3 separate regions of the Homo sapiens genome follow, and regions 2 and 3 are each linked to region 1. A link is an interaction called in ENCODE POLR2A ChIA-PET data of the cell type or tissue named here. Cell type or tissue: Panc1. All regions are shown on one strand. Region 1 overlaps PTGR3 (prostaglandin reductase 3). Region 2 overlaps ZNF407 (zinc finger protein 407). Region 3 overlaps ZNF407 (zinc finger protein 407).

Region 1 (2,500 bases):
GCCAGTAGGAGTTTGGTAGCCAGAGATAAACCCTATTACTATCAAGCGCCCTTTCGTAGCCAGGGCGTCTACAGCCAAGTCAAACATGGCTCCCCCAACAGATTCATAGACCACATCGACACCTTCAGGGTACTCCTGCTTAAGGACGGTACCTACGGGTTCAGTTTTATAGTTGATAGGACGATCACAGCCAAGAGATTTCAGAAAAGCAGACTTTTCATCAGAAGAGCAGGTTCCAATTACATGGCACTTTGCCTTCTTTGAAAGCTGCATGGCAAACTGGCCCGTTCCCCCAGCTGCTGCTGTCACCAAAACTTTTTTCCCTTCCGACAGTCCTCCGAGCTCTTTCAGGCTGATGTATGCGGTGGTGCCACTTACCAGCAGGGTAAGATACTCGGGTTTCACTGAGGGCACTGGAGTTGCAATGCTGGCAGGCACAACTGTGTACTCAGCAAAAGAACCAGGTGCCATGTAAGCCACAGCTTGGCCAACTGTGTATCTGGCACTAGCAGAGAGGCCTAGGGCCACCACCTCCCCAATGCCTTCGAAACCTATGTCAAAGGGAGGCTTAACTGAGGGGTCATAGCGGCCTGCTGAATAGTTGATGTCAGATGCGTTAACACCAACAAATCTAAAAGAAAACAAACAAACAAATATGTTACGATGGGTTTTTTGTTAGGCATTTAGATTCTGCTTAGAGAAATTCCTCTAGTTCTGGCGACCCTGGAGGGGTTGCTAAGCTATACAATCTGATCGAATTTGAGAAAATTAGTCCTGCTGCTCAGATAAAAAAAGAAATTAAACAAGTATTAGTTCAATGTGCTTTGTCTCAGTTTTTGGCATATTTTTTCCTTTCATCAGTTTAGAAATAATTTCATATCATTTTAAATGGCAAGTTGTTTGTTTCACATTTTCACATGCCATTTATTTGTCTTCTTTCAAAAGTAGAAATAAGCAAAAAAAAAAAAAAGAAAAGAAGGAAAAAAGAAAAAGAGTCAGGAAATCCTCATTATATATAAACTTCACTGGAGCTGTGAGTTGGAAATTAATTGGCCTCTTAACAAAGATGTTAAAAACAACACTGGGATAAAATATATTCAAAGAAGTAGACTTGTATTGATTCTGGCAACAATTTAACACTTAAGATAATAAGAGTAATGACAATGATATTATTAAAGATTGATGGAATGTGCAAGGTCACTGGTTGCTACATGTTCCTGCAGGGGTTGTTTGAAGCACTGTTAGAGTGGCTGTCGCAAATTTTCTTTCTGATGTAACTACATCCAGTGTGAAAATACGCATTTTGATTAATTGAACAAAAATTGGGTAGAGCGATTTTTATGAAACATTCAACATTTCACAGTCCTTTTCAAATGAAAAGGAAAGCAAATCGTTACTATATTTTTCCTCAACAAGAAGCAGAGACATAACTTGATTAATACCAGATGATTATTTTCATCTTGGTATCCGGAGTCAATTTAATTGCGAGGCCAGTATTTTTCCCAGCTTTTTTCATCTCAGTATACCTCCTAACAAAAATATCCTGATACATAGGAGGAAAAAAGCCATCTACTAAGAATGTCAGAAGGTGGCTTAGACACATAATGGAAGACCCTAAAAATGTCATTTCCACCTGTAATAGAATGAAAAGGTAATAGTAACTGGTGGAGGAGGAAAGCCGTTAAGCAGGTCATTTAAAAGGAATTCACTTTTAATTTAACTTAATAAGCCAAAACTGTCCTGTATGCGATACACTTTCACGGTGATATAGGTAATACTCTGCGCTTATAAAAGCTCACTTATGATCATCCCCCATGTATCTACAGGACAGAAAAGTCTCTGTATATTGTAGAAATAAGAACGCAGGGAGCAACTGCTTTCTGTTATGTCAAGCTGCATTCAGACGCCAGCACACCACACAGCCTCAATAACACCCCACACAATTCCATACCCGTGGAAGATACACAATCATGAGAAGGGGGAAGATGAGTTTTGCTGGTTTCTTATTTGGAATTTAATATCAAGATGCCTACGTTCTATTTTTTTTTTCCTACATTCTATTTTTAGAGAAGGGAAAGAACCTGCCATCTTTCCTTTAAATTTACATAATTCTCAAGGCCTGGCGTTTTAAAAAGGGCCCACTTCCCTGGGAGCTTGCTTCTGGACTTCACAGCAGCAGCCCAGGGCAGAGCCAGCTGGAGCCCGTCTCAGTGCCTCTGCCTTAGGCTGTAAAGCAAACTCCAGGAAAGGTGCCCGTGGGGGTGGAAGTGACGGTAGGGTTTGCTCTGGAAGTGGGGGGACAGGAGCCGACCCACTGCCAGTTGTGTTCTGTGCAATCCTTTGCCCACGATTAACCCTTCCCACGCCCTTCATCCCTCCCAGTTTGTCCCCCTGGTGTCTCCACAGTCCCAAAGGCAGTAGCCGCTCCTCTGCAGGGAGACCCCGCCTTGGGGGGACACCCGGGCGGCCAGCCCCTCTGCGACGGCAGTCCTCCCCACCT
Region 2 (2,500 bases), 190 kb before region 1:
AAATCAGAAATCCCAATTATTTGTTTTAACATAGAATTGCATTTTACAAGCAGTGCTGTCCTAGACTTAAGGAAACAGAGTAAGTAAAATATCTTGGATTGGAAAGGGTGTGAAAGTGTAGAAATGCTAAAAGTCACAAAGTGGGAAAAGAAAACATTATGCACATTTTGTTGTTTTGCTTAAGGCCTTCATGCCAGCCATTGTCCTGAAAATCACGCTAGTAGTCATCCAGTCCATTTCTTTTCTGATCGTGTGTTTGCTAATAAAGGACAACCGTGATCTGACTTCCCAGAATTCCCAACCACATATTTCCCCCTGTCTACATGAGATTTCATCTCATGAGATTTGCCGAGAGAAAGGCCAAGATGTATATTTCCAAAGAGCTCTCTGTGACTGGCCAGGTCGAGTGTGGGATGTTTTGGAGGTCCAGACAAGTGATATGGGATATGCAGAGATTTGTGTGAACTGTTAATAGAACAGTGAGACTGACAGCTCACTCCAGGGTCATGTGTACAACTAAATTCCCAAAAACAGCAACAGTCATGTGTCACCAAAATAATAAGTGGGTCACAGGCTGATTTTCTGCCACTTCCTTGTGACTGCTAAGCATATGCCAGGCACGTTATTTTTTGTATCCCAGCTGCTTACACAATCAGATATGGTAAATCGGGCATGCTGAAAATTTCAGTCACATTGGAATCAGCAGCAGTTGCATGAGCACAGCTGTATTTAAAAGCAGTGAGGATGCCCCAGACACTTTTACTATATAGCCATGGTGAAACCAGAAGGAACAACTCCTGCCGTTGTCTTGTTTTACTTGAGAACTTGGGAGTACTTTTTGGTGCATATGTCTCTCTCCTTTATGTTAGACTAATAACGGTTTTCACATGCCTCCTACTTGTGGATCTATGTAAATGAATGTTTTCCTAAAGGAAAAAGCATATATTTGAAGAGCAAACAACACTTAAGTCCATGAAATGCTGCCCTGTCATACTATCAAATAATGGCTCCTTGTCAAGTACAGTCAGATCTCCTTAAGAACAACAGAGGATGTGGCATCTCCAAATGGCCCACAAGAAAACTGTGCTTTATCCCCTGTGCTTTGTCAGGCAGTGAGTAGGAAGGGTGGTGGGAACACAGCACTTGGAAAACCTGTGTGGAATTAGTGGGTTGAAAAGCTGAGTCTTATTTATAAAATCTCTTTGTTACTCTTGGCTTGTGTTTAGTTTTCATTTTTCTTACTCGATATTTTAAATTTACCAAAGTAATAATGGACTTCTAGCAAGTAAAATAACACAAACACGAATAAAGAAAAACCTGAAGACCTCCTCAGATACCTGCAAATCACTGCTCATAGCACTGTGGACTACCTTTCTCTGCGAATAAAAAGCATGTGTCCCTTACACGTTTTTTGGAAGGTGTTTGAATACTATACATTTAATTCTGTAGTTTGCTTTTTTCCTCCGGATCAACAGATACAGATATAATTTTTCATCTGAATAACTGTATAACAAAATAGAGCAGACATACCTTAGTTGATTCAGCCATTCTCTTACAAATGAACATTTGGGGTTTTACTCATTACCACTACAAACAATGCTATATTAAATATTATTACACATAAAAAAAATCTTTGCTTACAAAGAATCCCAGTGATAAAAGTAAGTAGTAAGAAAATATTCATCCATTTAAGTTTTTTTCCCAAAATCAGAAAACACTTGTCAGTATTTAATAAATTTTTGTTGAACAAAAGAATGAATATTGGATTTATTTTGGTCTCAGTATTCTTATCATGTCAAAATAAGCTCTACTTAAGTAGTACCATTTTAATAAATTGAATGTATCTTAAACTCGCATTATAATTCCACTTTGAAAAGGCTTATAAGGAGAAATGAAAAATTATTGAGGCAAATTTGGTATATTTGTTTGAAATACTTCCAAGAAATATAATTTGTTGAAAGTATAAATTAGCCCAATGACAAATAGACTTTTTCTAGCAAGTGTTTAGGAAGATTTTTTTAATAGCCTAGTAAAATTTACATAGTCATTGAGAATAGGAGAATTTAAATTCCTGTTTTGTGTTTAAATATTTATCATGTGACATATTAAAACTCTTCTTTTTAAACCTGCAAAAACAAGTTTCACCTGGTTATTGATATATTTAAATATTAAAGTAAACCTGTAACACTAGCACTCTGTTACAGCTGTTTGACATGACAGTTGAGCTGTCACATTGTAGAATGTATCGTCAATACATTCTGTTTATGGTGTCCTTGGGCACCTGTGCTGAAATCCATTTTCCGACACTTTTTGAGTTAGCTGAATGAACATCACAGGGCTTGAAGCCCACCTGCTATACACATAGTGTATGTACACATAGTGTATGTACACATAGTGTATGTACACATAGTGTATGTACACATAGTGTATGTACACATAGTGTATGTACACATAGTGTATGTACACATAGTGTATGTACACATAGTGTATGTACACATAG
Region 3 (2,500 bases), 250 kb before region 1:
GCAGGAATCTGGTCCATTAGGGAACTGTGGCTGGGCTGCTTTATTCTGGGAGAAAAGTTGAGACCCTAATGGGAGGCGAGAAAAAACAAAAGATAGGCTCAAAGTAAGGAGAAAAAGGGATAGTGTATGTTTTGTGTGTGTGCATGTGCGTGCACGTGGACACACACTTTTACATACCCACATAAATGTATTTTACACATATTTTAGTCATTGTGGTACCTCAATTGACTTAATTTCTATTGACTTTTCCAATATTAATATGTTCAATATTTTATAACAAAATTTAATGCTTTCTAAAGGGAAAGAGGCCAGTTTCAATATTAATGCCAATTAGAAAAGCATTTTTTGATCATTTGGCTCACTTAAGATAATCTCAAAAACCAACTTACCCAGAAACAGTTACTTGGGAGAAACAGACAAAATGTTACTTCTGAGTAATTATTTTCAAAATAGATACTTGTGTTACTGTGATCTCTTTGTATACTATTGTTAATATATATCTTTAATCTATATCATAAATGACTATGATTAAATAGCTATATGATTATGTCAATACAGATATTATATTAAGCTTCTCTCCTTCCACTTAGGATATAAAATAAAAAATGTTGGGCAAAGGAGAAAATAATATGAAAGTTTTCATTGTTGTTTATTAGGAAATCAGTCCTTTAAGAAAGACTGGCATTATAATCATGCAATAATTATTAATGTTTTAGTTAATGAAACTAGTCATAATTTTTTTTCAAGTATTATATAACATAATTTTATCATTTGTTACTAAGCAGTGAAGTTATATTGGATTAGATGTCACTGCTTTTATATAACCCACATATTTTTATATTTACATTTTAGATTATGAGTGTATGAAACCGCAACACACAGGGGAAGGGGTATTCCTAAACTATTGTCCAATCCAATGTCTAACCTTAGCCCATTCCAGCCACCAGTGAACTTCATCAACACCATCATTGCCATCCTTTCGAGTGACCATTCTAGTCCAGTACTTGACGAAGGAAATAAATGACATTATCAGTAGGGAAAATAAGGACAGGTGTCACTGGATATATCCACTCTAAATGGAGCCCCAAGCATTGTAATTCAGTTTAATCCTAAAGGTGTTGTTATATGTTACAAGCCAGTCGTGCAGTCTACAGATGCTATTGATATAGTGATGCTGGAGGAGTGATAGTCCAGAGATAAGGACCTAAGTGTGGATCTCATGAAGTCAGTGTTTGAGGGGAGAGGAAGGAGTGAGTGAATCCAGTTAGGAGTTTGGAACCCTGAGGGTAGTGCTGAGGGGCCGTTTAGGGTCGTTTAGGGATGGGCTGAGCTGCAGAAGTTGTGGGGACCGCAAGTCCAGAGGAACTGGAGAGAAACTGAAGGAGAGTGTTTACACAGGCACATCTCGGGGAGCCACTGGGTCAGGAATCTGATGTATTTGGAGAGAGTAGTTTAATTCTGGGGCATGGGGTAAATTTGGTGCCAGTAGAGAAGGGACCTGGGAATTGAGAGAGTTCAACCTAGATTTGGTAGAGGACATAGCTGAAATCAAAGGAAAAGTTGCAAACCCCAGAATCAGCATTTAAGGATGAGCCAGTAGCCAACAGGGAGATGAATCAGGAAAATAGCTGATATATGGAGCTGGCGCTGGGCTAGCCTTGGTTGTAGGTTAATCAGTTTTCTAACTTTGGCACAATCAGTATGTCTTTACTCCAAAGCAAGTATTATTCTTCATAAGAGCTACATTGTGATGTACTGGGTAAGGAGAAATAAAAGGTTAAGTCCTGTTGGCAAAAATTTCAATGAAATAATGTTCCAAATACCCCAAGTAACCCTGTTTTCCAAGGTGGTGATAACTAAGTGGGTACCCGAGTCACATCAAGTCTCAGGACCTGACCAGCAGCAGATTTCTGGATCTGCACATTCTCGACACATCTTCCGATGTTTGTGAGGTCAGGGAAAGGACTTCATCAGGCTCGGCCAGCCATCCTCTCTCCCTGCACACACGGTGCACGTGTTCCTGTCTGTCTGTGCTGGCAGAGTCCACAGGAGACCATCAGTGGCAAGACCATACTTTTTTGTACATTACATGATTCCTACTTCAGAAAGCTCTAACTTAAGGAAGTTCATCTATAGGTTGAGCCAAAATATTCTTCCTTGTAACTTGCCTTGTTTCTGGTTCTTTTTTCTGAAGTTCCTCATTAGAAGTCAAATTCCTATTTTAAAGTATCCACCCCTTTTACTTCATCTTGAAAAGTTGCTTCTTTCCTAAACTTCAGGTCAAAAATGAATCCCCAGCCTCCAGCTTAATCCAGTTATAGACGTTCATTGTTTATCAAATTGAATAACTTTTTAGTATCCTCCTGTCTGTGTCACATCCCCACTTCCTCATCACATCCAGCTCTCCGTCCTGCTTGCATTCCTCCTGACATCCACCAGCCTGTCCTTGCTGGCCTCGGTGTGGCCCACGTGTGCCCACAACAGAGACCCTGCTCTTGAC

The links. Peaks named below come from ENCODE experiments on the same cell type or tissue, not always from the same donor. Only the 100,000 strongest peaks of a DNase experiment are listed, where the experiment ranks them.
Region 2: POLR2A ChIA-PET joins it to region 1 with 5 read pairs; 2 of 35 experiments call an interaction of 5 or more read pairs at or near these places.
Region 3: POLR2A ChIA-PET joins it to region 1 with 6 read pairs; 6 of 35 experiments call an interaction of 5 or more read pairs at or near these places.

The regions. Positions count from the first base shown.
Region 1 is chr18:75,201,710-75,204,209 of GRCh38, forward strand. PTGR3 (prostaglandin reductase 3) reads right to left here. Exons shown (of 2, transcript NM_175907.6): 2 at 1-631. Among named protein-coding and RNA genes, the nearest start is that of PTGR3, 6.2 kb to the right of the region's middle. In Panc1, no CTCF peak of the experiment used is centred here; no DNase peak of the experiment used is centred here; H3K27ac peaks cover 345 bases.
Region 2 is chr18:75,009,902-75,012,401 of GRCh38, forward strand. The region is part of intron 8 of ZNF407 (zinc finger protein 407); the gene reads left to right. Among named protein-coding and RNA genes, the nearest start is that of PTGR3, 200 kb to the right of the region's middle. In Panc1, no CTCF peak of the experiment used is centred here; no DNase peak of the experiment used is centred here.
Region 3 is chr18:74,953,845-74,956,344 of GRCh38, forward strand. All of the region lies in intron 8 of ZNF407 (zinc finger protein 407), which reads left to right. Among named protein-coding and RNA genes, the nearest start is that of PTGR3, 250 kb to the right of the region's middle. In Panc1, no CTCF peak of the experiment used is centred here; no DNase peak of the experiment used is centred here.